Regions from separate parts of the Homo sapiens genome. Here regions 1, 2, 3, 4 and 5 are each linked to region 6. The links are chromatin loops, found by intact Hi-C in ENCODE. Cell type or tissue: Caco-2. All regions are shown on one strand. Links, peaks and the distances in the headings refer to the core of each region. The heading gives the core; the rest is flanking DNA. Region 1 holds the start of LINC02552 (long intergenic non-protein coding RNA 2552). Region 2 overlaps LOC105369468 (a long non-coding RNA gene). Region 3 overlaps CASP5 (caspase 5). Region 4 holds the start of LOC107984381 (a long non-coding RNA gene). Region 5 overlaps GRIA4 (glutamate ionotropic receptor AMPA type subunit 4). Region 6 overlaps LOC105369468 (a long non-coding RNA gene).

What was found. A loop is a pair of places that touch in the nucleus more often than their neighbours do. Peaks named below come from ENCODE experiments on the same cell type or tissue, not always from the same donor. Only the 100,000 strongest peaks of a DNase experiment are listed, where the experiment ranks them.
Region 1: it touches region 6 in a loop (2.4-fold over the local background); 3 of 110 quality-filtered maps call a loop at or near these places.
Region 2: a loop joins it to region 6, with 2.1 times the contacts of the local background. A loop is called at or near these places in 3 of 110 quality-filtered maps.
Region 3: it touches region 6 in a loop (4-fold over the local background); 3 of 110 quality-filtered maps call a loop at or near these places.
Region 4: it touches region 6 in a loop (3-fold over the local background); 3 of 110 quality-filtered maps call a loop at or near these places.
Region 5: a loop joins it to region 6, with 2.2 times the contacts of the local background. A loop is called at or near these places in 2 of 110 quality-filtered maps.

Annotation. Positions count from the first base shown.
Region 1 is chr11:104,606,167-104,611,478 of GRCh38, forward strand. It overlaps LINC02552 (long intergenic non-protein coding RNA 2552), which reads right to left and starts at 3,136. Exons shown (of 4, transcript NR_120585.1): 1 at 3,071-3,136. In Caco-2, for the core only: a CTCF peak has its summit at 3,229 (motif pointing right); a DNase peak (open chromatin) is centred at 3,245.
Region 2 is chr11:105,314,653-105,319,964 of GRCh38, forward strand. All of the region lies in intron 2 of LOC105369468 (a long non-coding RNA gene), which reads right to left. Among named protein-coding and RNA genes, the nearest start is that of CARD18, 180 kb to the left of the region's middle. In Caco-2, for the core only: no CTCF peak of the experiment used is centred there; no DNase peak of the experiment used is centred there.
Region 3 is chr11:104,995,704-104,999,703 of GRCh38, forward strand. It overlaps CASP5 (caspase 5), which reads right to left. Exons shown (of 10, transcript NM_004347.5): 7 at 3,182-3,325; 8 at 1,680-1,789; 9 at 37-139. The coding sequence ends at 41. Among named protein-coding and RNA genes, the nearest start is that of CASP5, 25 kb to the right of the region's middle. In Caco-2, for the core only: a CTCF peak has its summit at 1,751 (motif pointing right); no DNase peak of the experiment used is centred there.
Region 4 is chr11:105,045,355-105,050,411 of GRCh38, forward strand. LOC107984381 (a long non-coding RNA gene) reads left to right here and starts at 2,646. Exons shown (of 3, transcript XR_001748352.2): 1 at 2,646-2,809. In Caco-2, for the core only: no CTCF peak of the experiment used is centred there; a DNase peak (open chromatin) is centred at 2,027.
Region 5 is chr11:105,861,387-105,865,386 of GRCh38, forward strand. It overlaps GRIA4 (glutamate ionotropic receptor AMPA type subunit 4), which reads left to right. Exons shown (of 17, transcript NM_000829.4): 5 at 638-822. Among named protein-coding and RNA genes, the nearest start is that of MSANTD4, 160 kb to the right of the region's middle. In Caco-2, for the core only: a CTCF peak has its summit at 1,578 (motif pointing left); no DNase peak of the experiment used is centred there.
Region 6 is chr11:105,200,749-105,206,060 of GRCh38, forward strand. The region is part of intron 4 of LOC105369468 (a long non-coding RNA gene); the gene reads right to left. Among named protein-coding and RNA genes, the nearest start is that of CARD18, 64 kb to the left of the region's middle. In Caco-2, for the core only: no CTCF peak of the experiment used is centred there; a DNase peak (open chromatin) is centred at 2,323.

The DNA of each region.
Region 1 (5,312 bases), core at 796-4,795, 590 kb before region 6:
CATCTATTTAGATTACTGTATATTTTTTCTTTTTAATCTGTTAACATGGTAAATTATATTGATAAATTTCAAATGTTAAACCACTTTTGCATTTTATGGGATAATACATATTTGGTAATGATGCGTTATGCTTTTTCCATATTGTTGGATTCTGTTTTTTTTTTTACATTTAGTTAAGAATTATTATATCTTATGTTCATGCAAAATATCGGTCTCTGATTTTATTTTATTTTATTTATTTTTGAGACGAATTTCACTCTTGTTACCCAGGCTGGAGTGCAATAGTGCGATCTCAGCTCACTTCAATCTCCGCCTCCTGGGTTCAAGTGATTCTTCTGCCTCAGCCTCCGGAGTAGCAGGGATTAAAAGCGCGTGCCACCATACCTGGCTAATTTTTGTATTTTTAGTAGAGATGGGATTTCACCATGCTGGCCAAGATATTCTTGATCTCCTGACCTTGTGATCCACCTGCCTCGGCCTCCCAAAGTGCTGGGATTATAGGCGTGAGCCACCGTGTCCAGCCGGTTTTCTTTTCTTAAAATGCTTTTTTTGTTTGTTTGTTTTAGTGTCAGAGTAATGCTAGCATCATTAACTGATTAGGAAAGTATTCCATACTTTTCAATTTTTGGAAGAGTTTGTATAGAATTAGCATAACTTTTTCTATCAATTATTGAGAGTGGGATATTGAAACCTTAAACTATTTTTTGAATATGTGTCTCCTTGCAGCTTTATCTATTTTCGTTTCATGTATTTTGAAGCTCTGTTACTACTTGCATAAATACTTCACAATGCTATATCCTCTTGATGAACTGACCCTTCTGGATGGTGAAGAAAAATAAAATATTCTTGGCCTAACCTGAGCTCCAAGAATTGTTCCCCTTAGTCCTTCCAGAGGTTCATTCTTCAGTTTCGAGTAGATTTCACCCACACGTGTGCAGATGAGTTCTCTCCTGAAACACTTGAGAAAGACCTGATAGAAATTGCCAGAGTTTTCTCCCCATGCAGCTCTCCCCTCGCTCATGCTCTGTGAACCCTAGCTGCTTTTGTCTGGGAACTCTCAGCTGTCTCCTCAACTCTACAAGAATGCCAGACGCTGCCTGTGTTTCTTATGGCTCACCTAGGTCTAGGAGATTTAACTGATTACTTAATCTTTTATCTAAAACAAACCATACTAATTTGTACAAATACCTTTAATTCTGTGTGAAATTATTTTTATATTCTTTATTTAAGAAAATGTGATGTTGTATCTCTGTCTTAAATCATCAAAAATATAATGACAGAAAAATTAAAAGAAAGAATAACAGAGGAAACATATGGATAACACTTGAATTAATTCACCATTCCAGTGTCAGGAAGATAGTTTCTGCAAACATTTAAAAAATCTATGTATTCTGACGAGTTGATGTCTTGTGATGGTTTTACAAGAAGAATCAAATATAAATATCATGTTGTAAAAGATTAATATGCATGCATCTGCTTTAAATAGAACAAGGCTAAAGAACATTTTGTTCTTGTTACTGCTTCTCAATAAGTTTGGTAGTTCAGTTTAACTCAGGTAAGCTTTCTAAATGTCTAGCATCTTGTCCAAGCTCATAACAAAGATGTTCAAATGCCTTGGCACCCTCCTATTATTATTCCTTCCTGCTCTCCTCATAACCTTTTATTTTCTCATTTTTCATTTAACCATTCCTGGACCTCACTCTCATCTTGCAATATCTAATAAGCCTTTACTAAGGACTGAACATGTGAGGGCCAGATTTGTGAACTGGACTTTTCTCTCTGTAGATTTTTCAATTAGGTTTTCACAATGCCCTAGTTTCACTGAGTCAGTAAAACTCCCAGATGTTTCCATTCTTTATGTATCTCTCCTTGTATCCCTCATCTCTGTCATAATTTTAGAGACCCTCTTGACATTTAAAAAATTTGGAAACAACAGTTTCTTATTTCTGCCTAAGAAGACTTAAGATATTTCTGTAAAGATTTGGTTGGACACATATAGACATTTATTCCAAATTAAATCAGTGGTCTTCTTCAGATTGAGTTCCAAGCTGTAAACTTCAAAGGATAAGTTCTGCTTTACTAACTGTAATGCCAAACCAATTATTTTATAAAAACAATTAAATTGTCATGAACATAAGATTTCATATCCTGAAAGAATAGGAATAAGTTCTATTTTCACAATTAGTTTTCTATGTATAGTCCTCAACCACAATGCCTGTGAACCACCATCCTGGGAAATAAACTTTTCTTGAGATCTCAAAGCAAATGAAGACAAGTAACCAGCATGGCACAAATGCTTCTCTGCTACTACGTGGATTCTTTTATAGACACTGATTATATATTAAGATATTAATTTTATCCATTTACACTCATCAAAAAAGAAATATATGGTCCACATACTTAAATTCAACTTCTTTCTTAGAGGCAATGGACTAAGTACAATCACAAGCAATAGACAAACATCATAACTTTAATTTTTGGCTGTAAAAATGGAATAAAAACAGTAATTGTATTCATCATCGCTTGATGAAGTCTTTAAAATGTTACTTTTATTCTAGGAAGAATGTAGGCAACCTCTAAAGGGTTGATGTGGCAAGAAAGACACTGATATTTTTTCTGGGAAAAAAATACCTTGGCTCTGAACGAAAAAGAATATTGCTGAAATTATAGTTAGGAGCCTAGTTCTCCTATTGTTAGAGCTCTTTTAGGACATTTTATGATATTTTCTACAAGCACAGGACTGTGGCTATTTAGCTTGGTTTCTATTATGCCTTTCTTGGCATCATGTAGGATAACTAGCACATCTTATAGGACACCAGTGAAAGACAAAATAGACAACACAAAAATCGTATGGCATTCCTCAAACTGTTTTATGTGAAAAAGAAAGGCTGTCTTATACTATTCAAATCCCTAGACGAATATGTCAAAATAAGAGTACGAGAGGAAGGGGTTATTTCAAGGATATCCCACATATAGACAACATGGTGCATTGTGACATCGTTATATAAATATTAATAGTGCCAGAATACTAATCCCTTCATCGGGGAGGAAATATTCTAAATTCACTTACCTCTTGCAGCACTTTCCTACATAGTACTGTAGACACAGCCCATTGGCATCCTAGAGATGGCATTCTGAAGAGAAAGCAGGATCTCAACTCCTCTCAAGGTGTTCCTCCCTCCCTTGAAGGTCAGGATGTCTTGTGCTGGCACATCCTTTGGTGGGTCAGTAGATGGCAGTGTGTCTGAATCTAGTATGTATGGTAGGGGAAAGCTTTTTAGCATTTCCCAAGAAAATGAAGGTTTTGAAAGCTGTGAGGCAGCATGGGGCCTAGTGCATGGGCCAGAAGACTTGATCTTTATTTCTGGCTCAACTCCTGAATACATTTACTTGAGTAAATGGACACCAGCCACTTAACTTTTGTGTTCTTTGCTTTCTTGAACTTGAAATTAGACAAAATACTCTGCCTCTTCCCATCTCCCTCACAAGGACCCTGTGAGTTTAATCAGACTTCAGATTAGTTTCCGTTCTTTGAAGAAAAGACTCCTTATGAATTTGCTATGCTATTTATAATGTCAGTGGCAAAATTGATCTGGGTTGTTCTTCTGGGACTTGAAGTAAATAAACACAGAGGCATTTGGCAAGAAGGATCTTCTGTATTTCTGTGCCATAAAATGTTGGTGTATTTTGGTTTTAAGTAGCAGCACTGGATCTCAGGATGCAAAATTATTCTTGTTACTTGGAATTAAAATAACTTCCTCCATTCCATGGAACTTGACAATTACGGAAGGAAGCCAATAGGCCTCTGGCACCTTCCCAATTTAAATTTAAACTGTTCACTGCAAGTACAGATTCAATCAGATACAATCATTTTCACTTTTCCCTGCTATTAAACATAAGAATTTTCACTTCAGCATTTTACTACAAAGGTGGCACTCTGATAAATGTTAAATGAAATGGTAAGTAGGAAATACCATTGAAGGGTTGAAAGATGATTCTTTTTCCCAACAAGATCCAGCTGTGCATGAATTCACTGGAAGTTAGAATAGTTAGAATCCTCAACCAAAACATACCTTCAGCTGCATGGCACCAAAATGGGTCATGACAAGATCATGTTGGGGCAAAACAAACTTTAACATCTCACCTGTCAACCTGGCTCTGGTCACGATCAAAGCTAAGCTTCTTTGAAGAAGCCTTGCTACTTTGAGGCTGGTAACAAGGATCAAAAAGGGATACAATAAATAATACTATTTCTGGACAGGTAGATTCTGATAGGGAGGTCTAGCGTATTTCTAATACAGATGCCTACCTCATCTGGTCTTCTTGGAAACAAAAAATTATATTGTGTAGGATAGCCAGAAATCTACCTGCTATATAAAAAGATAAAATTGTAAAATGAAATGGATGTCATGTTTGAACACATGCCATACCATCATTTTTAGGTAGCAGCCTTTCAGGATATAGACAAATATATTTGGGATGGTTTCTGGGTGTATAATCCATTGGAAAAGCTATTTTAATATAAAAATTCACTGTCAAAATATTAATAAACAACTAGTCTTTTTTCAAATCTCTTGTGCAATAAACATAGATTCAAGACAAGTGATTTTTGTCGTGTCATCTTATTTGTAAGACATGTCTCTCTAGTTGGATAGTGATTGGCTTGTTGGTTTGAACGTCAGGAGGTTAAAATCTTAATTTAAATATGCATTAGTATTAAAATATGTTCAAGAGAATGTCACATCAACCTCAACCTCAAAGTACCAATTATGTTGTTTGGGTTCCACATTTGACACTGTTCTGACTAAACTGATATCCCCCGTTCAGAATTTCTAAAAATGCCTCAGATCTCAGTTTCATAATACATTCTATGTAAAGTAGAAACATTAAGAAAAACTGAATTATAGAAACATAATTTCATAGTTTCAAGGACATAGAAGTCAAAGCATACTGCTTGAAGCTAATGAACAATTATAAAGATGTAGAAGCCAGCACATTATTAGCATTAGGTTAGAAGAAATAGACAATTCTGTAACCACTCAACAGGATGGATTCAAAACAAAGAAATTGTTAAGTTTGGAGTTTAATTATAAACACTAATTTGTAACTTGGATGAGAACAGTAACTGTTTTTAATCCTTAGCCAGTGTTTTATTTTTTTCCCTGAAGCCGCTTATTGAAGAAAATAAATGACGCAGGAAAAGCAAGGGGAATAACTAATAACCAACATTTTATGCATATATATGTGTAGAACTTAAGTGAGAAAAAAACTGATGGCACCATAGTCAATTTAAATAAGATAAAACGTATCAA
Region 2 (5,312 bases), core at 756-4,755, 110 kb after region 6:
TTGGCATTTTTACTTTGTTTGTTGAAGGATATTTTTGTATTAAGTATCTTTAATTAGTACTTTATATTTCATATAATAAACCTCAAGCATATATGTGTCTGTAAGGGCATGTGTATGTGTATGTCTTTGTCTATATATTCTCGGGCTGTATTCTACTTAGGATATTGTAATATATATGTATATGCCATATATAGATATACACATATTATAATATCACATGTATATACACAGATATACACATATTACAATATCTTAACTAGAATACAGCTCAAAAATATACTGACACTATATATATACACACATATATACAATATGTAAAGTAATAGTGTACAAAAATATTTGTCATCATGTGATAAAGAAAATGATCCTTGAGTATATATATAGCGTGTGTACATATATATATAATCCTCTAATATGTATAGTATATTATTCCTATAGTGTATACATTATATACTCTGTATATACTCCACAGATCCTATAGTATATAATATATATAATATCCTATTCATATTTTTCAGCTTTATTCTAGGATAAAATTGAGAGATTTGGACGTAGTTTGATCTTATCTGGCCTTGCTCTTAGGATTTGTAAGGGAGAACAAGAGTAGAGCTCAGTCTCAGGATAATCTTTCCCCACTACTGAAAAAAGATTCTTCTGTGTACTCCACATGATGCTCTGTGAATCATGAGGTTTTCCATCATAGCAGGTGGAAATAGACCACAGTTCAGCCTTATTTGAGTGCCAGATACTCTTCTCTATAAGCCTTTCGAGTGTTTACTTTCCTAGCCTCAGAGAGTTTCCCCATACAGGTAATACTGATCATTACACAGCAGAATACTCAAGGGGGCCCTCTACAGATCTCTGGAGTTCTCCTTCTATGGAGTTCTCTCCTTTCTGGTGCTCTGTCCAAATTCTGGCAGTCTTAGTCTCTCTGGACTCCCATGTCCATATTCTTCACTCACAGAGCTCACCAAGCTCTGTCTCGACTTTCCCTTCTCTGCAGCACAGTATAGGAGCTTACTCAATGCAGTAAAACTAGCATTCAACGAATTGACTTTAGTTGTTTCCCATGTCTTAAGGATCATTGCCTTCATCATGTGATGCCTAATATTTTGTACACTATTACTTTATGTATTTTGTCTGTTCTCAGTTGTTTCAGGGAAGAGTACAGCTGTTCTTCATTACTCTAAATTGACCATAAACGGAAGTCCTATCAATAGGGATTGAAGGCAGGGTGTAAATACATCAACCAAGGTCCACTGTTTTCCAGTTCTGATCATGATTCTTCTGTCTACAAGGCAAGTTTAACAAGGAGATTCTTTATTCTATATTCAGGAATACATTCACGTGTTTCCTGGGTTTTGTTCAGATGGAGTCTGGTATGGTTTCCCACACCTTGCACTGTTCTGTGTTCAGACACTACCAGTCTGCTCTGATTGGCTTCCTTTGTCTTACTCCTTTTAAGTTTATTAAATTCTAGCCACTAACCAGGACAAATAAAAGGCTTTGTACACCAGTTCCTCATAGGAGAATACACTCCCCATCCAAATCCATTGAAATAAACAAGTTTCTTGTTTTCTCCCTGAACTGGTAAGATTTTTATTGGAAATTAAATATTTCAGACTTTATTCAATTTTTAAAATTTCCTACTTTCTCACTTGCTCATTTGAGCATCCTAACCCTTTGGGGTGTGTTAAAGTACAAGTCACTAGTATTTAAAACCTTATTCTGTGCATTTCAAAACACACCCCACTCCCATTAAATACAGAGTTTATGGTACTAAATGTACCCTTTTCTTTTCAGGTACCTGAGAATTTCATTTTCTTTATTGCAAGGTTAATTAAATGTTGGCCTCAACCTCTAAATTCACTTTTGTCCAGCATATCTAGGTTATCATGGTTGAAAGGAGTTTGGAATTAATAGCCCATGAAAGTTTTATTTATATGTCTGTGTATAAATATTTTGCTTAATTTTTACTGAATGTAAAGTGTCCACACATATCAGTCATGTGTCTCCACAGCAACAAAATTCTCAAATATTTCAAAATAAATAATAACACAAAGTCTACTGACTAAGAAGTTTACAAACATGGATGTATAACTGGTTTGTGTGTGTGGGTGCAAGTGTATGATCTATGAAACTATGCTTTATTTTGAAATGTTAATTAATAATTCATGAGGAAAAATAAAATTCAGTGAGAAATTATATATGTAAGTTAACAAAGAAAGGATGGAACTAATTTTATCGATTTGGCAAATGTTTAATTTTTTAATATCAAATTAATTAAAAACCAAAGAACATAATTAACTGTTGAAACTAAATTAAGTGATATGCATTATTTCTAAATAGAAGCTGAAGAAATATGAACTGAAGCCAAGAAGCAAAATAGATTCCAACCTCAGACAAATACAATCCAGTGGATTGTAAAAGAAATGTGATTTTAACTAGATATTAACAAAATAGGACTAGAGACAAAAAAAAACTCTGGTGGTAATAGACCAGAAAAAGAAACCCAAGCCTAAAAAACATTCAACGAATTTTACCTGGTGATAAAAAGATGACGTGAGGCAATTTTTAAGTGAGCAATAAACCACTCAATACCTTACAGTTGAATAATTCAGTTTTAATAAAAAAGGAATCCAATAAATCAAGTTCTTATAAAAGATACAAACATACAAATATAAAACATTAATTTCAGGTTTGAAAAAAATTCAAATTAACATGCTCATTTCTCCTACATGTAGTATGTACACAGAGATATATTTTGTTTTAAATATTTAAATGTAATAGTGAACTATGTAGGATTCTAAGCTATTGCTTTTTCACCAAGTATTTCTTATAGTGACTAATTTTTTCCACCAAGCTTTTCGAGATCATAAATAGGACCACCTGTGAGTTTCAAGCTCTTACATGGTTCCCCTAAACATGGATACAAAGTCATTTTACAGAAGATTTAATAGCTCACATGGCATTTGGTTTAGTCTTTTCTTTAGAATTTGACATAAAACTAGTAGTACTAACGTTTCTAAAAAAAGCAAGCAGAAATATGAATTTATTAAAATAAATAAGACCCAAAAATAACTATATATAAAAGTAAAGGAAAATATTATTTTCTTGAATAACAGCAGAAAGTAAAATTAAGATGTGTATATTGAACGTAAAAATGCTTTCTCTTTTGAGTTAATCCTCATAGCTACTCTGCAAGCCCTCTTTAATATTTACCGATGTCTTTACAGCTCATGTTTGACATAGAAACCCCACTTCCAGGAAAGTACAATAAGAAAATAATCAGTGGTGGCTGCAAGATCTGTGAAAGATAATATCCAGTTTAATACACAGTGTTTATAACAACAATTTTGAAAATAACCAGGATATTAGACATTTTAAATAATTAAAAATTGATTTAGAGTCATGAAGGCAACCCAGGTCCAAAAGAAAGCACACAGGTGAAAATAGCCCATTGGAGGTCCCGCTTGGGCCAGGAGGGCATCTTGCAGTGAGTGACCTGGAGCAGCTAAGCTCCACAGAGTGCCTAGACCTGGGCAGGCAGGGTCCCTGCCTTGGGCACACATTGCAGGGTCCCTGCCTTGGGCACACATTTCAGGGGCCCTGCACATTGGAATGGCTTTTTTTGCATGGAAAGACAGGATCTGTAGCCCTAGGCCAGCAACTGTGTAAGCCTGTTCCTGTTTCTGCCCTTGGAGACATTCTAACCTTTTATGCCTTCCCAGTCCCACAAGAGATTGAGTAAACGCCCCGAGGACCACGAAGACTCCTGCCTATGGGATGGTTTCTGGCCCCATAACTTCTCCATGGTTTCAGAAAGATGACTGGCAAGGATCACTCCCACTGGCAGGGGCTGTATTTCTTTTAACAGAGAGCAGAAGATTGGTGTGCAGGAAAGATGCTGAGATACTGAGTTCTTTCTTCTCAACAGAGGAGAGTTCAGGACTTTGGGCAACGGGCACAGTTCACGGGCTATAGCCAAATGTGTGACCAGTATGCCTACTCTTGCCCTTTTGGTATCCCGTTGCTGTGCTGCCTGTGGTCTGCAGGTCCTGAAGGCTGAGAAGATGGCAGTAGTCATCCTGTTCCTGGGGAGTTTACTACCACTGGTACTCTTCACAGGTTCCCCATCATATGTCAGGCAACCCTCAAGGCATGTCTCAGCTTATCCTTGGAGGCTTTACATGACCATCTACAACTTATTTCAATCAATGTGCTCCATTACCACTGATTTGCCAATGATATGCTTTTTTCTATGAGTCTAAGCCATACCAAAGGAAAGATAAATATTCCCTGTGCAAATGAAATCACTCTTTTAGCTCTGCCTAGGAACTCTTGCCTACTCTGCCACCTAGTACTATTGCCTGGAGGGTAGGAAGGTAGGGAATGTGGTCAAAATTGAAAGAGATTATATTCTATGAATGCAATAATAACAGAGTTCAAGAGAAGATAGGTTGAAGGATGTGCTGTTTGACATCTTTACTATAAAATTATGTATGGTAAAGTCAACATAATCAGAAAATGAACTATCATTCACATTTTGTCTGAATACTGCAGGCAAAACTCGCATTTATAGTCACTATCAATGAAACATAGTAATAAAAAATTTTGGAAGAGTCACTGGAAGCCAAAGTTCATGGACTGCAAGGTGGATGATGCAGTGTCATGAGAAATAATATAATCAGTGATAAATAATTGTTATTAGGAGACTGCAGGAGGAAGATTATTAATATCATTTCAATACAGATAGGTTCAGAAGGCATTACAAGTAATAACAGCACTGCTGTTATTTTCAGGGAGATATTAGCCAGGAATGGTACATTTGACAATACAAAATAGAAAAAGCTGGTTTCTGGATCTGTACAGAAAGCGATAGTGTCTAGACATCATGAATATTCACATGTACTGATCTGACAATAAACAAATACATATACGCTTCTACTCATTTTTCCAAACATTTATTGATATGCCTCCATACTTTACATGAATCTGTAAGTTTCTAAATCATTTTAATCAAAACATTTATAAAGACAAAAGCCACGAAAATATTTTTCTGGGACCCCACAAAACCTGTTGATGGCCTTGTTGCTACACATAGGGTGGCTAAGGCAAACAAACAAAAAAAGCTATATTGAGCACAATGGGATCCAGGCTTCTTAACCCTTGGAAAACAGAAGTACAAATAGGTGAAGAGGCACATCTAGAATGAACTCTGCATTGTTGCACTACAAATAGGGTTACTGGTATAATCACATGGGTTTAACTGTATAAAGATAGAAATATGGATATGGATAGAGAGATGGATG
Region 3 (4,000 bases), core at 1-4,000, 210 kb before region 6:
CATTTATTTCACCCTCCAACAACTCTCAATACTTACATTTTCAATTGCCAGGAAAGAGGTAGAAATCTCTTGTCAAGGTTGCTCGTTCTATGGTGGGCATCTGGGCTTTAGCCTGTGGAACTTCAAATGATTTCTGTACCTAAAAGAAAAAACAGTAGATGAGATATGAGGGATTTTGGGTTCTCAGAATGCATCTTACACCATGAACCAGGAAATGCCTGAATGAAGAGAGCTTCCAGGGTTGATAGGACCAAGCCCATGGATATTCCAACTCCTTAACACTGCTACTCTACCTCTTAGAATTGACACCCCATGTCATACTGTACACTTTACATCAAAATAAACACTGCATGCCTAGTCAAGGCTTTTCAACCTCCATTTTCTCTATTTTCCATTTTTGACCTACGGATGTGGAAATCAATTAAATATCCTTTGGGATATGCTCATGAGAACTGGATATGGAAGATTTAGTACTTTCAACCCCCACCAACGCTGATTCTTCAATTTAAGGAGAATTAAATCCCAGAATCTTGCTTTAAGGCCTGAACACTGAACAACTTTCATGCCCACACCACCATGCTGACCTCTGAAATCTTATGCATGGACTGATCAATGAGATCCTGCTTACCGTAAATCCAATATTTCTAGTTCTTTTCCCAGGAATACCCTCAAAAGTACAATGTCTAATTCCTAATCATCCAAAAGGATTTAACTTCCCAGTTCTCTATTCACAGAAACCCCATCTCAATTTATGGTACAATCTTCTTTAAACACCAGTGGTATATCTTCCTTTTCCCACAAGAGTTTTACTGTTCTCTATAATTTTTAATTTAGAAACAACCACACTTTCCTGTGTTAATACCAATCCTATTTTCCCTTAAAAAGAGAAGGAACATTTATCTATTCATTCATGCATCTATTTATTCAATATATATTAATTGAATGTCTGCTATATGTCAGGCATATTGAGGTGCTGAGCAAATCCCCGCCATCCTGAAGTTTGCATATTAGTGAGTAAATACAGGTAAAAAACAGACACATAAATAAACTATTAATATATGCTTAATGGGAGGAGGTAAGAACTGTGGAGAAAATAAAGTAGGAAGGATGGGGAATAAGGAATGTCCCAAGTTGGGCAAGGAGTAGCAAACCTTCCCTTCTGCCCTTTCCCATGGAAAGAGTGATTTCTTTTTTATTCCCTGTTACATGCCTTTATGAATTCTACCACAATCTGTAATTGCACATTTTTTTGTTAACCCATATTTTCAGTATCCATATCTCTCACAAAAGTGTGAGTCCTAGATAGTCTTAAGCCATGCAAGCCTCATTTACCCCTTTGTCATCAGGATGAAGCCCCTCACCTCCATCCAGTTTTTATTCATTTAGTAAATTAACAAAAATTATTTCAAAATATTTTCTATTCTCTGAATTTTAATAAGTTATAACCCAAAATAGGAAGCTTATAGCTGATATTATTTTGTTTTACTTTGCTCTTCTTCTGGGATATATTGACATTTTCTTTCTCTAAAGCAGATTTTAAACACCTGAATGACAGAAATCAGGTGCCATACTACTTTTGCTTGCCTGAAAAACTGTGTCATTTTTATTCGATTAGTGAATAATGATAAATTCTTTCTGAGCAAATAAGTAAATGACTAGAAAAGGAAATGGAAGCTTACCTTCCGAAATATTTCCATTAGGTGGCAGCAGCAAGAATATTTCTGGAAGCATGTGATGAGTTCCGTAATGAAGATGGAGCCCCTTGTGCGGTCTCTCCAGGACACGTTATCTATGATGATACAGCCTGGTATGCCTTGGGCTACGACTTTCACTATGTTTTTGTTTATATTTTTGTTTTTGCATAGCTTGAGAATTTACTTGATAGATTTATGGAAATCCCTTATAACCAAACATTTACTTAGGTTTCACACAGAGGAAACAGAAAAGCTGGCAAAGGTTGAACAAAAAAGACAGCTTGTAAGTATTGCAAGAGATTGCATAGTGATTGTATTTTGATTCTTGGAACTAACTTTTTATTATGGACCTCATGTTCATTCACTTTGCTTAGAAAAGGGGACTTGAGAAATAACTGGAATTCTTTCACTTTACAAAGGAAAGAATAGAAGCTCAGAAGGATGAATAAACTTTTAGGTTCAGTGAGGAAGCAACAAAAAACTACCGTCGGGCTCCAAGATTGTTTACAGATTGCACCATGATGTCTTTCACCATAAAATAAACAAAATAGATGAACACATCCAAAGTTTCAGTTATAGAAGATTAAAATATAGAAAAATACTGTATAATATGGTGCCAATAGTAAATAATACTGTCTTATATACTTAAAAATTTGCAGAGAGTAGATCTTATGTAAATTATCCTTATCACACCCTTGCAGAATGATGATAATAATAAATAGAGAGCTGGAGGAATCTTTTGGAGGAGAGATGTTTACAGCATAGATTTGGGTGATGATTTTAGGGGTGTGTACTAATCTCCAAACTTATTGAGTTGCATACATTAAATATGTACAGTTTTCATATGTCAGCTATGCCTCCATAAAGTGGTTTAAAAATAAGACTTGAAAATTTACAACTTGGAAAGAGTAAAATAGAAAGCCCTTTAGGATGATTACCTAGAGGTGAAATACAAACGACTGTTTCCTGTAATTAGACCTAATTAGCTCCACCCTAACATTTCTTACCTTTTTTAAAGCTCATTCACATTTTTATCTGGACACTTAATAACATTGCTCTTTGTAGGATCAAGTGGGATATATGTAGAAGAGGGCTTGAAGTTGATCGTTTGGAAAGACAGCCAGTACTGGGATCCATAAAACTTCTATTCAAAATGTTAAATGGATTTATTAAAAAAACAGCATCCATCATCTATGTTTACATGGTGTGTGGCGAATGGGGTTCCTTGTATTGTATTGCTTTAATATTTGGTATGCCTTTGACTGTAAAGTGTAACACTTATAATAAAAGTACAGTTTTTTAAAATGTGTGTGTGGGAGGGGGAAGGAATCTATTCTCACAGCACACATAAGATCATGCAAAATATATAGAGAGCACACACCATTCTCTCAGCTCATTGTTGCATAGGGCCTATCTTGATTTCATAGAATCATTCAAAGGTGGCCTCAGCACCCCCAAATTTTTGACTGTTACTAAAAGACACATACGTGGTGTTGAAGAACAGAAAGCAATGAAGTCCTTCTCCTCGTGGATCTTGCAAACAGAATCTGCCTCCAGGTTCTCAGATGACTGTGAAGAGATGAGTGCCAAGGATGCTGGAGAGTCTCTGACCCAGAGTTCCCCATGTTTTTCTGTAGAGACATCAACTTTCTTTTTTTTTTATGTTACTTTAAGTTCCAGAATAGAAATGCAGAACGTGTAGGTTTGTTACATAGTTACGCATGTACCATTGTGGTTTGCTGCACCTATCATATAGGTTTTAAGCCCACATGCATTAAGTATTTGTCTTAAGGCTCTCCTTCCCCTTGTCGCCCACCCCCCGACTGGCCCCGGTGTGTGATATTCCCCTCCCTGTGTCCATGTATTCTCATTGTTCAACCCTCACTTATAAGTGAGAACAAGTGGTGTTTGGTTTTCTATTCCTGTGTTAATTTGCTGAGGATGATAGCTTCCAGCTTCATTCATGTCCCTGCAAAGGACATGATCTCATTCCTTTTAGGGCTACACAGTATTCCATGGGATATGTGTACCACATTTTCTTTGTCCAGTCTATCTATCATTGATGGACATTTGGGTTGGATCAAGAGACATCAACTTTTTATACACTGATGTGCCTCACTTAGCATGGCTATCACAATTGCCCACCTTGTTATTTTTCAGTGTTCTTTCTAACTAATTTCATACATACATACAGACCCACACACATGCAAACACACACACACATTTTGCTTTGTCTCTAGTGTCATTCAACAATGTGTAAATTAATAGTGAATTTATCATGTCATTACCAGTTTTCAGTTAAATTA
Region 4 (5,057 bases), core at 2-4,001, 160 kb before region 6:
CTTTTTGGCAGGGCGTGTACACATATTGGGAAACACCCACTGCACATTCATATGCATATCTTTATTTTTCTTCCCAGAGAAAGAATCAGAACTGTAGCCTGCATCAGAGAGTGTATCCAAGGGAATTCTTTTTTCTCCAGCCCTTGGATAGATCAGGGTAGGAGGGGAATGGGGCTTAGAGAATAAGCCCCAGGATTGAGAAAGTATGTGTACAGTTAAATTCACACAGTGAAGAGTTTCCCATTCATTCGAAAACTTGACCGAAAAAATTAACACAACCTTTGGAGAATGTGAACCACTGTTCCCTTGACCCCACCTCACAGCTTTGGGGAAAGTTTGTGGGAAATATATGTCCCTGTGAAGCAATTTTGCTTTAAGAAATGTAAACATTTTTCACCAATATTAAAGCTTTTCTTATTTAATGTTCTTCCTTTCCTGATGGCTTTTTTGTTTTGTTTTGTCTTCTGATACATGATGTCACTCTGTTGCCCAGGTTGGAGTGCAGTGGCATGACCACGGCTCACTGCAGCCTCCACTTCCCTAGGCTGAGATGATTCTCCCACTTCAGTTTCCTGAGTAGTTAAAATTACAGGCAAATCCCATCAGGGCTGGTTAATTTTTGTATTTTTTGTTGAGACGGGCTCTCCCTATGTTTCCTTGGCTGATTTTGAATTCCAGCGCTCAAGCGATCCGCCCATCTTGGCCTCCCAAAGAGCTGGGATTACAGGCATGAGCCATGAGCCACTCACTCATCTTGGATGGCTTTCTTTTGAGGGACATTGCATCACAGAGGCCCAAAGCATAGACTCTGAACTCAGAATGTTGAACCTAGCAAGTTAAACTCACCTTCCTGGGCAAGATATTAAACTTCTTTATACATTGGTTCCTCTGTCTGTAAAATAATATTATTAATAGTACATACACATCTACACAGTTTTGAGCAGTATTGAGATAAAAATGTGAAAAATGAATGGAACATTGCCTGGCAAATGGTAAGCAGATAATGAGGGATATTACTATAATTAATAGAAATATTTCAGTTTAGAAAAATAATCAAGGATGATTATTTGCAGATTTTTTAGCTAAGTTTATCTTTTGTTAGAATCCTCAAGCAGTGCCTCCAGTCATTCATTTAGCAAATATATGTGGACAACATGGTTCTCGGTGTCAGGGGTTCCATCAAAACATATATTATGATCCTTTCCCTCTTGCTCGCACATTCAAGAGGGAAAGATACACATGAAACCTGGTATGTAATATGTAACTGGAATATTTAGAATGTGAAAATATGCCAAGCGATGAGAAGAATAAGAAATTAATTGGAGAAGTGGGAGACAAAGTATTGCAGGACTCATGAAAATTGTACACAGAGGAGCCAGGGAAGGCCAGAAGAGGTCTCTGCCTTTGTCAGTACATGCTGAATTGATTATCCCAGAAATAAACTCAATGTGGCTAATTTATTTCATGAATAAACTTGATGGAAGATGGACTAATAGCAAAATGCACACGGTACATTTCATTTATCATTTTTTTTTTTTTTTACCAAAAATTTTCTTGGGCTGTTACGTTATTACCTTTGGAGGATAATGACCAGATTTACAAAAATATTTACGGTTTGACATGTGGGCTACCAGTTTTACTTCCTGTGCTCCAGGCTAAGAGTTAAATGTCATTGGTTAAGTAGAACGGACTGTGTAGGAGGACAATGACGTGGCTTTTAATCTAAGGTGTTTTTCATGGTGTTTTTATCTTTACTCTGCCAATGACCTAATCCGATTGCAGCAAAATCTTGAGCTCCTTGCCGCTGGAAGGATTTGTAGCATGGAAGAAAGCAGAAATTGTCTGTGCACCACTTCTCTTTAGTTTATTTACTTTTAAATTTATGTACTGACTCATTTATTTTTTCTGCTGCTTAAGGGTTTCACATGAGGGTTTCTCCCCACCAGCCAGAGCCAAGAACCACGGAGTTTATGCATGCCAAAGTGGCATCCAGGACACAGAAACAATGATTAGACCATGTGTCTGGGGATGTAGAATCATGAGCTTTGAGTCATGTCCTGGGAATGTAAACACTGAGCCATTAGAGTGCAAAGGCTCGCTATTTCCTCAAAAAGGAAGATGTCAAAAACTGGAAACAACTCAAATTCCAATTCAGGAGCATAAGTAAACAATTTGTGCTAGACACATACACTGAAATACTATTCAGTCATAAAAGGAAAAAATTACTAATATATGCAATAACATGGATGAAAAACTTATACTTTCATTATGAGTGGAAGAAGCCATATAGGAAGGAGCACATACCCTGTGATTCCAATTATATAAAGTTCTAGATTAGAAAAATCTAATGTGTAGTGGTAGAAATTCAATCACTGCTTATCAGAGGAGGAAATGGAAGGAAATTGAGAACAAAGGGCAAGACAAAATTTTTTGGGGTGACAATATCGGTTTGTCTATTAAATGGGATATTATACTAAATATTCTTGTGTAATTAATAATCAATTTATATTCTTAAAAGGGGTACATTTTCTTTTATGTAAATTATACTAAAATAATGTTAAAATTTGAAATGAAAAAGGTCAATGGTAGTAATAACAGACTAATTTGGAAAAACATTTTTTTTCTTGATTTCAGGACACAATCAAGCCTCCAAAAATTACCCATAATTCTGGTAAGAGGAAGCAGTTCTCATAGTGGCTGAAATGTAATTACCCGCCACCCACATTGGAGGGGGATAGGTAGACAGAGGGGAGATAACCTACAGGAACCAATTTATTGACTGAAATATGTACCTGGAAAATAGCATTACGTAAGTAAAATTATCTTAAAATAAATGAATGTAGCAATTCTACTGTAAGTGATATTTAAAATCTGCATAATGATTTAAAAATCCTTCTATCAGTGTGAAGTCTGTGAAACAATATTATTTTAAATGACAGAGTAGGTACTATAAGAACCTCTGACATAGAAGACAGAAAATTCCTGTGCTTGGGTTTTGACCATCCCATTTCCAAGCTTTAGAACATCATATACCCTTTCAGTTTATCCAACTCCTCTTCTTATTTATATTTGTGGACCATTAGCACATTTTGAGTAATACAATTCAGAACACTAATCAACTATAACATGTTATTTTATGTTTTCTTTGTCTAAAACCTTCCCCTTTTCTGCACAGCTTATCAGTGTGGACTTGGGTATCTAACAGTCCTGAGGTCAACTTCTGTTTATGAGCTATTAGATTTTGGACAAGTTATTTAACATCTCTCAGCCTCTGTGTTCTCGTGTATAGAAGGGGCCTCCTAATCATTCTTACCTTCTAGGATGCAATGCCAGGTGTAGAGATCATGCCATAGTACCTCTCATTTATGGTAGTCATGACCTATAGAGCAGAAGCAAGGTCATGTACAAATGTACTTTTTGGTTAAGTACTTCTAAATTTTTCATATGCTTCACTTCAGTATGTTGAATAAGCATTAATTTCATTTTATGATAGGAAGATCAGGTAAAAAATTGCTTCAAGGCCTTGGTAAGCCCAAGCTGGAGAACTGGGTGAGAAGCCAGCCCACCACCTCACTCATTACTTGCTGTATGTGATGCACTCCTCTTCAACTGGGTACTAACTACACTGGGAAATAGGAAGTAGATAAGCAGATAAAAGGTGCTTTTTTGTGTCAGTGGGAAATAAATTCTGAGTTAAATGCATCTAGACTATGATAATTTATAACAGTCAGCCCCAGTAAACTATTTAAATGATGAGATGGGCAATAGGAAACCATTGCAGCTTCCTAAGTAGGAGAGTCACGTTAACATGCTTCTAAAGTAACTATTTCATATTGAGTGCTTAATAAGGCCCAGGCTCTGTAATAGATACTTCATCTATATTGGTTCCTCTTGTCGAACCGTTTAAAAATATTGGTACTTGGAATAACCCCAGATTATGAAACCAAAATCTCATCCTGACCCTCACCCTTGAGACTTCATGCACTGCCACATCCAGAATTTAATAGGACATGTTCTTTGAGGCATTGCTGGTACCATGTGAACCAGGAGCTGGGTCCTGATTGGACTGAGTGTTGGAGACAGGAGAAGGGGTAAGAATGTCTGGGAGTTGGTGCTGACTACAGAAAGAAGCTGCAGAAGAGTAGGAAGGAGCGAAGATGAAGCAGTAAAGAGCTTGCCTGGACAGGCAAGTGGCCAGGAGGGGTGTGGTCTCCTTGTGTCAGATTTCTACACCAACAGCATAGATAATAACTGACCCATGGAACCTCTACAAGTTAGAGTCTCATCTTGGAACCAGATAGAGCCAAATCCCCAAGGAGGGATAGACATGGTCTTGGATGTGGTGTGTTGCCTAGCAGCAGAAACAGAAGCCATTCTTTTCCTTCAGCCCACTCAGAATATAAACTACACTGACAGATGAAGTATATAAATACACTAGAAAGCAAGCCACTATAAGGATATATCAGCAGAAAGAAGAGACTATAAATTTAAATCTTGAAGGACATTGAGATATTGGACAAATCAAATATCAAATATAGAATGAAATCATTCTATATCAAATATAGAAGGATGTAAATAAAGGGAGCAAAAAGTAATTATTCTATAATAAGCAATAATTTGAGAAACAATAAAAATAGAGCATGTATAAATACAAAAATTAGTTATATTTAATAATGGACAGATTAAAAGGCAGACACACAAATCTGCGAAAATGTATATAATGTGGAAGATACAGAGATGTACAGTTGACCTTTAAACAATGAAATACTTAGAGGCACTGACCCCTATATTCAGTTGAAAATCTGTGGCCGGTTGCGGTGGCTCACGCCTGTAATCCCAGCACTTTGGGAGGCAAAGGCGGGCGCATCAGGAGGTCAGGAGATCGAGACTATCCTGGCTAACACGGTGAAACCCCATCTCTACTAAAAATACAAAAAAATAGCCCGTCATGGTGGCGGGTGCCTGTTGTCCCAGCTACTCAGAAGGCTGAGGCAGGAGAATGGCTTGAACCCAGGAGGTGGAGCTTGCAGTGAGCTGAGTACGCACCACTGCACTCC
Region 5 (4,000 bases), core at 1-4,000, 660 kb after region 6:
CAGTCTCTTACTGATTAGGAGTACCAGTGCCTCACCTAGTGGTTATTCAACTGATCCCCAGTCTATATCATTCACCTGCTGAGAGAGGAAGAGTTAAATAATGCCTCTCTAATATGCACCTGTCCTCATCAACAAATAAAGCACCGAGAATAATGAGTCCTCAATAAATACTGTTGTACTGTTTCTTTTACATCTTCTCTTCCATAGTTGAACCAAAAATGTTGTACTACCTTGTTCAAGGGGAAAGTCAAACAGTTGTTCAAAATGAGTTCCATCTAGTGAGTAAAATAACAAAAAGGGTTTATGAAATTGCTATTGACTACAGATGGTGGTGGATTTGGTTTGGGGTTTGTCTCATCAAAAAAATGTCTACAGCAATGCAATGTTCTCCAGTAAAGAGATTTTGAGAGCACAAGGTATGGTGTTGCTACTTCATTCAATCAACATTTTAAGAGATTTTGTTGCCATGACTAAAGAAAGTAAGAATAAATTATTCAGAAATAACCACACAGACTTTAAGTTTCTAAGCATTCAGTATATTTTGGAACATAACAGTGTTGATATAGGCTCAGTACCTGCATACATCATTAAAGGGGAGTAAAAGCATGTTTTTAGTAACTTTTTTTTTCCCCAATAGGATACTCGATACTCCAAGCTATTATGGAAAAAGCAGGACAAAATGGTTGGCATGTCAGCGCTATATGTGTGGAAAATTTTAATGATGTCAGCTATAGGCAACTTCTAGAAGAACTTGACAGAAGACAAGAGAAGAAGTTTGTAATAGACTGTGAGATAGAGAGACTTCAAAACATATTAGAACAGGTAAGTCCTAGATTTTATATTTTTAACCTAGACCCTATACAGAAAAATTTAACCTTTGATTGACTTGTCCCCATCAACATCTTCTCCCAGCTTTTAATTTGGAGTGTGAGGTTTGAGAGTTTTCATTCCATGACTATCTTCAGGACCAAATCACAATCTTTTATCACCAAGGACCTTTTTGGTTCTTAAGTCTCAATGTATTTAGAAAGCTATTTCTCACATATTCTTAAGACTTGAATGAGTGAAAGACTCTGTGTGAATCTTGAAGAGCTCTTGGCCTCCAGTTTTCGAAAATATTAATGTTGAAGATTAATCCCATCTAAAAATAGTACAAAAATTCTAAATTTGTGGGTGCACCATTTTTAGAGGCACACTTACTTTAGAGAAGTGCTACATGAGAAACAGCAACATAAATTACTAAAGCAATAAAATAAAAGAAAAGTCAGTGGAATACTGTATATAATTTAGTGGAATACTGTATATAGCATGTTTTCTGCTAGGTATTATAAGTCAATACATTACTACCCCAGTGGAGATGGTTTTCAACTCTCCTCAAAATGGAAAAGTCCTTGAATAAATGTTTCAATAAATATTTGTTGATTTGATTTGAAGCAGCCAGGAAAAGATTAAACTGAGCTTTGCCGTTGTATTAAATGATAGGAAAATATCATCAAATAATGGATAACATCTGCCTTTCCCTACCCCTGCAGATCATGATAAAGCTTTAAAGGCTCTTTGGCCAAAATTGCAGTGAGTGAATGCCATCTAGTGGTTTTAGAAATGCTTGCTCATATTATCTACAATACGTTAGTTCAGCCAGACATGGGTAATATAATTTTTTGTTGGTTAGTTTTTTACATATAGCTTAACTGCATAATTATATGACTTGATTTCCATTAGTAAACTTGCCAATTTGGAGGTTTATTTATAGGAATAACTTTAGTATTCAATTGTAAGAATGAAAACCAAAATATATTTCAGAGATTCAGCTTTACTATTTGCAGGCAAGGGACTAGATGTCTTCAGTTTCCTTCCTCAACTATATTAGCATTTGTAAAAGTGAAAAGTAAAAGAAAACAAACAAACAAAAATGTTGTATTGCTAAAGTCTAAAGAAGCCAGACCATAAGAGGAAATAACAGAGTATTTACTTCCTGTCGTCCCTTTGTAGAAGAAAAAGCTAAATATATATATATATATACTGAAGAAATATATATGTTATTTTGGGAAATATTAATTAAAAGCCTATACATTACTCGGGCTTATTCCTAAGAGAGTCCAAAAAATTTTTGAAGTTGTAGCTATTCAATGTATATGAAATTTTTAAATGGTTAGTTACAGAATCCAAGAAAAATCTTTCTTCTTTCTTAAGCAATACAGCCACTTTACCTCCGACTCCCATTTCCCTCCCTCCCACTCCTGCCCCTGTATTGAGAGTTTGAGTTGTTTGACCTGAACAACTGAAGCTTTGTAAATAACTCACGATGAATCCCACAGAGCAGCCAATTCTAAGAACTGCCTGGATTGCCAAGTTCCTGTCAGAGGGTGAGTAAGGCTCAGAAAGACCCTCCACTTAGCACCTGTGCTTAAAAGACCAAGTCTGGAGGAGGCAATTGAGTGCCTAAAGCACACTGACCCATTTCAGAGGCTTAGCTGGTTTCTAAGAAGAAAATTGGCACACCTGGGTGCTTTGGATAAACTCTGAATAAGCCGTAAATGAGCTCCTGCTAAAGAAACTGGACATCTTATATATTTTTTGTCATATTAAAGAAATTAGAAAACTTGAGTGTCTACCTTTTCTATTCTTCTTGCCAAATTCTAAAAGGTTTCTTTTCTATCATGGTTGCATGGTAATAATAATAATAATAGTAAGAGAACTTTGTCCATTTAAAATGCCTCTCAGGTATAAATCTCATAAATTGCAATAAAGTCTACTGCATTGTGAGAAAATAATGTACTCTTAATTGTCCTATAAAATTTTCCTCCAAGAAAAGCTGTGTTTTTATTCTGAACATGCTGTTGTTGTTGTTTACTATCTGTATTTTAATTCCTTGTAGCTCTAAATGAAACAACTTTCAATGTTTTCTTGGTTTTACTCTTGGCTCTTCCACAAGAGCTAATCCATACTTTGTCAGGGGTTTGTACGTGTATCTTAAGACCCCTGTGTTTCAACATCCTTTTTCATAAATTAAGATAGCAAAAGAAAACAATTTCAAAAAACCAACCAAAGCATTTTTAAAAGGTAAAAAGTTAAATGCTAAATAATCTTGATTAGAAAAATGCCTTTGAAAAGGTGGACTTTTCTCAGAAGATGGTGAAATTAATACAATGATGATAAAGTTCTAGAAGGATGGACACACTTCATATTAGTAAATTTCTATGGCCGGGCATGGTGGCTCACGCCTGTAATCCCAGCACTTTGGGAGGCCGAGGCAGGTGGATCACCTGAGGTCGGGAGTTCGAGACCAGCCTGACAAACATGGAGAATCCCTGTCTCTACTAAAAATAAAAAATTAGCCGGGTGTGGTGGCACATGCCTGTAATCCCAGCTACTCGGGAGGCTGAGGCAGGAGAATCACTTAAACCCAGGAGGTGGAGGTTGTGGTGAGCCGAGATCGTGCCATTACACTCCAGCCTGGGCAACAACAGTGAAACTCCATCTCAAAAAAAAAAATTTCTAGAAGGATGGGCACATTTCATATTATGGTAGCATGCCATCAATAATTACTTCATTGACATCTTAATTTGTATCAATTTGCAAAAACATAATAGAAATAGTTCAGACAATATTCTCTCAAAATATGTTAATGGAAAACTGTGGTTATAGAAGCATTTCATCTTCTATACATGTTTTCCAAATTATTTTATGACATGAACTAATTCGTTCTTATAAATGTATTGCTATTTAATATAGTAGCTAGACATATACTCATTCAAGCATTTCAAAATATGAGTTTAAGATCAAGTATTTGAAAATATGGTTTAATGTACACCATAAGAAAAAATGGAAGAATGTATGTAAATATCACCCACTGAGTCATTTAAGAGAGTAGAAACATATTGAAACCACAAAGTTAGATTTATTTTGTTCATATCAACACCAATCAAACAAATTGGAATTTTGGCTCTCTAAATCCAATGAGCAATTTGGTCCACTCATTTGCAGAAACAAGCCTTGA
Region 6 (5,312 bases), core at 619-4,618:
AATACATCTACCTGTTCAGAGTGCCCAGAGGGATGAACAATTTCTCACCAGGAAAAAGGTGAGTGATGTCTCCTGTCAGCTCCTCCCAGTGTGAGGATAAAAAGAATTTGTAATTTTTTAGTACATTTTGTTTTGAAGGGTCTCAAAATTTCTTAAATATAAAGTCACATCAATTCTCATAACCCCAACCTCAGACTGGTGCATATGATAAAATCTACAACGTAAGGTCAATAATAGTTCCTTGGAAAATCAGCCATGTTTATAGATGACTCTAATTGTCACTGTAAGGCAGTAAGGGTTGGTAGCAATTTGCAGAAATGGGGCTCAGTTCAGCAGACAAAACATTAAAATTTGAAAGCTAGTCAGGGTCCTATCATTTTGTGCAGTATTTCAAAGGCCAGTATTTCCTGGTTATTTAAATATAATCGGGCAACATACAAGGTGCTAGTCAGTAATGTCATATCTTTTCTTAGAGCAATAGAAACCATATTATCTCCCCTAGCTTAAATATAAAGCATTTTATACCGTCTTTAGATAAATTATTTTATTTTAAAGGAAGGGACTTTTATTTTCAAGTTTATCGCTATAGTGCCAAATTTATGATAGTTACCTTCAGCACAGGGCAATAAAGATGACTTGCACTTTCTGTATCCGTTTATGAGGTTTGAGATGTATTTTTTACGTATATTCATACTATATGTATCAGCTTTGATATTTTATATTCTAACCTATTATACTTATTTGCTCTTTAGTTATATGAAAAATGAGCCCAAAGATTTGGGGATGAATTCCTAATAAAAATATTAAATTTTTTGATGTCTATAAATTAACCCTTCTTGGTACACCTCTGAGACCTTTCGTCTCATACTCAGTAGGAAACATTTATACTTTCATTTATTTTTTCCTCCTCCACAAAAGTGCAGAAATTAATTATATCTTTGAATGCTTGCCTCCAAGGGAGGAAATTTTTCACTGTATGTATTTTATGACTGAGCAAAAACTTTTTAAGAGGAATATTATTTACTGTGATTCATCTGTGCCATGTGCATTGCTAAATACATATCAACTAGAAGAGAACCCCAAGGGTATAAAATAGGATTTTATCTCTCCATATAAATTTGTAATCCTATGAGTATATTTTACTGTTTTCCCAATTTCTGTAATTTCCACATTTCACTTAATAAAAGCTTGAAATTTATTCTTATTTTTCATTTGGTATTTTTTAAACATCCAGATAAGTAATTATTGTTAAAAAGAAATAAAGGTACTTTTACTAAATTCTTCTCCATTTCAGTAAGTTGCCATGCTATTTTTTGTCTAACGTGTAATGCTACTTTGGAAATGATGAAGTTGTTAAACTCGTAGGACCTTAATGATCAGCATGTCCAATGACCACATCTCTTTATTTTATAAATGAGGAAAGACCTGAGGTCCTAAAAACTGGAGTTGACTAAGATCACACAGGTAGTCATTAAGTTTAATTATTATTATTATTAACTAGAGCTTAGAAGCAAGGACTTCTGCCTCCAATTAATTTGCTGCACTATTTAGGTTCTGCTCCACTCCCTAAACAAGCTTAGTGGTGCAAGAGTACTCTGAGGGTTATCTGTTTTTATTAGTTGCATTTTAAAAAATCTACTCATTTGGGCATTAAGTGCTTGGGAAAAAACTGCTTATTTGGGCATTAAATCCATTAAAGTCCATCTGTTCTTTGGATCATGAGTGAGCAGAAAAGGCCCGTCACCCTAGACAATGGTGCTTCGTAAATTTTTTTTTTTTAGACAGCAAGTATGTCAGTCGACAAATGCAGTATCAAGTCTAGATCTTCACCATGATATCTGGTGCTGAGGTTTGCATGGCTTTTGACATGTGAGCCACTTGAGGGCAGGAACTCTTTTATTCAGCTTTGTGTCAGACACGTGCTTTCTCTCAGAACATCTTGAAGTAGATTAATTACATAAAACAGAACAGAATCTATAGCTGAGGCTGGCCCTTAGCACTGCCATAAATATGAAGCAGAATAAAATATTTTCTATGGAAAATTACTTGAAAGCCAATTCTTCATTCTACAATTGAGAAGATAGCTCTCAAAGTCAAGATTTATCCCAAAATGACAATAGAACTAGGACTTGGAAAAAAGCCTACTGCGGCTATTGTACAACCACAGCATTTATTTAAACCCTGACCTTGCTTCTGTCTCATTCAGAGTCGCTATTTGCTGACAATCGTGCTATGAGATAATCTCCCTTGCAGATTTATGTTCTTCCTGGACCTTTTCTCAGAAAGACATATGCCTTGCTCACAATTTTTTGCATTTCCAGGTACTTTGGCTGCTGCTGTGGTTTTATCTGAACTTCAGCTTTAGTGAATCATTAAAGCAGTTCTTTGATCTGCCCTACTTGCCTTGCCTGAAGTTGACACAAAGAAAGTACTATTTCTTTTACTCTGGATCATTTTGAACTTTGCCCAGTCTTATGATTTACTTTATTCCAGGTAAAACCAACACAATAAAAGTCCCATCTATAATAAAAAGGACATTTATTACCCATGTTTTATAATAAACTGATATCTACTTTCCATATATATGCACATTCTAAAATTATTTCCATATTTCATAAAAGCAAAATCTCATATATGAAGAGAAAAATACAGTTCTGTATTTGCTCCAAAAATAGACACAGGTAACAATTCTCAGCAGGGTTATTACAGTTGATGTCATAGAAATTCCTTCAAATCTTAGTTATTATAACTAATATTAATCACTTTAAACAAGAATTTTGAGTTATACATTTTATGAATGATTCCAGGATACTGAAGGTAGTTTTGTGTTCAATACTGAACAAATGTGAGAAAATCAACATTTTCCCTTTTCATTTTTGCTTCCAAAGAACAGTATTAAACAGTCTTCCTCAATGATATCAGCTCTGCATCCACTTTCTAAGTGGAGTCCAGTGTATTTGGGATCCCCTTACACTTACTGAGTGATTCTCTAAATTCTCAGTTCATTTGCAATGTTAATATGGGGAGATAAAATTCTGGCATAAGCCAGGATTCTCAGGCTATGCTGCAGTTGCAAACACCAGAATCTCAGTGACTTGACATAATCAAAATTTATTTATTGCTTAAGCTATGGTCACTGTGGGTGAGAGAGATTCTCTAAGGTATCTGCACCCCAAGCAAGGGCTCAATAATTCATGAGGGCTTTGATCTCCTGCAACCTCCATATTAACATCCAATTTCATCATTGCCATGGCAGAAGAAGAGACGAAAATGCTTCAGGCTATAATGACCCATTCCACTTTCACTCTCAATCTACTGGTCCATTTCATGTTATATCTCTGTCTAACAGCAAGGGAGCTGAGAGTGTGTAACTCCCTTATACCTGGAAGGTAAGGAGAACTGAATATAGAGTAGCACGATAAACCCTGATTATACAATAAAGTGGTGGTTGAAAATAGCTAAGTGGAAATCATAAATCCATTTATGGTAGCATTTACTGTATCCTTAAATTGTGCTCTAAAATACACACAACCAATAACATCCGATATGACAATTTCCAACATGCCTTCGGGTTATATACAATCTTCCTCCTTTAAGTGGGAAATCATTATTATGAATTTCTAAGAAAAGAATGATGAGCATTGGGTAATATAGAGATCAATTAATAAAGCCGCTGAAGTGTTAAACAGCTATAAGTCACGTTTCTGAGTTCAATGGTAAACAATTAAGCCTCTTTTGCACAATATTTTTAAATGTATTTGGTATACTTTTTATTTTACATCGTAAGCTTTAGCATATAATCAAGTTGGCTAATATTTTGAGTGATTATTGGCAGCACATGTTTGTTAAGTCTGCTCAAATATATTAATAGTTTGGAACTCATTGTTAGGTCCACTGCTGAATATTATTTTTTGAGCCAAGAAGTCAAGTGGGTAAATTTTGCCACCACAGGGAATCATTTTGTGCAGAATTAGTGAGAGATAAAAATATATGTTTTTAATATAACCCTTACTTGAGACTTATCAATCATACAGTGCTGGGTCTATGTGTTAGGATGATTGCATTAGCATTAACTTGAAAAAATGGGAACTATAGGTCAAAAACATCCTTGACTTCCTCTCTAAAGTGCCTATTTATATCTGTTTAGATGAGAGACTGAAACCAATAATACTAGAAATTTAAAGTATACAGAAACTTTCATTCTATTTTGTAAAAACCTGGGTCTCATGGTGGTTTATTTTTAAATAAGAATTTTAAATATAAACAAAAATGTCTATTTTTCAAGTTAGTATAATAGTAGATACTGTTTTTTTTTTTTCTTTTTTTTTTTTTTTTGAGATGGAGCCTCGCTCTGTCCCCCAGGCTGGAGTGCAGTGGCGTGATCTGGGCTCACTGCAAACTCCGCCTCTCAGGTTCACGCCATTCTCCTGCCTCAGCCTCCCGAGTAGCTGGGACCATAGGCGCCCGCCACCACGCCCGGCTAATTTTTTGTATTTTCAGTGGAGGCGGGGTTTCACCGTGTTAGCCAGGATGGTCTCGATCTCCTGATCTCGTGATCTGCCCACCTCGGCCTCCCAAACTGCTAGGATTACAGGCGTGAGCCACCGAGCCCGGCCTAGTAGATACTATTTTTCAAGTTACTATCACCTACTCTATTATACATCTGGAAATGTTATTAAATACATACAATAGACCAGTACAAATGGTGTTTTTGGTAAACAAAAATGATTATTTTGTAAAAGAAAAAATAAGTGTTTAATTCAAATAGTGCTTGTAAAGGGTTAAAGTCATTTTATTGTTTTTTTATTGTTATTGTTTTGCACTAATAGATGGGAAAACTCTTCCAGATTTAGTTTAATTGATTAGAATATTTTGGCAGTAAAAATATAGGGTATACTTGCTATGCATTTTTTTTTTTATTATTAAAGCAACGTTTTTACAGAAAATTCCTATTCCCTAAACAATTTATTTTTTTCTGGCTTGCTGTTTTTGTGAGATAAGTTCTTCTATAAAGAACATCAGCCTATATTACAATAATCATGAAGGTGAGTTTTGCTATGAGTCTATTCCTATTTCCAATTCTACTGTAATATTGAGAAATATATCTATAAATTATAATAATTTTCCCTAATGTTCACCAGCCTTTTCTACTTCTATAGATGATATGTGTAGGTCCTGACCATTGCTCAAATATGCCACCACTACAGCCCAAGTTTAATAATGGGAAGGAAATGCAAGTTCTAAAAGCATGTTTCTTACATATCTAATTGTAAACTATTATAAATGATGATAATAATCACACTGAGTCTCGA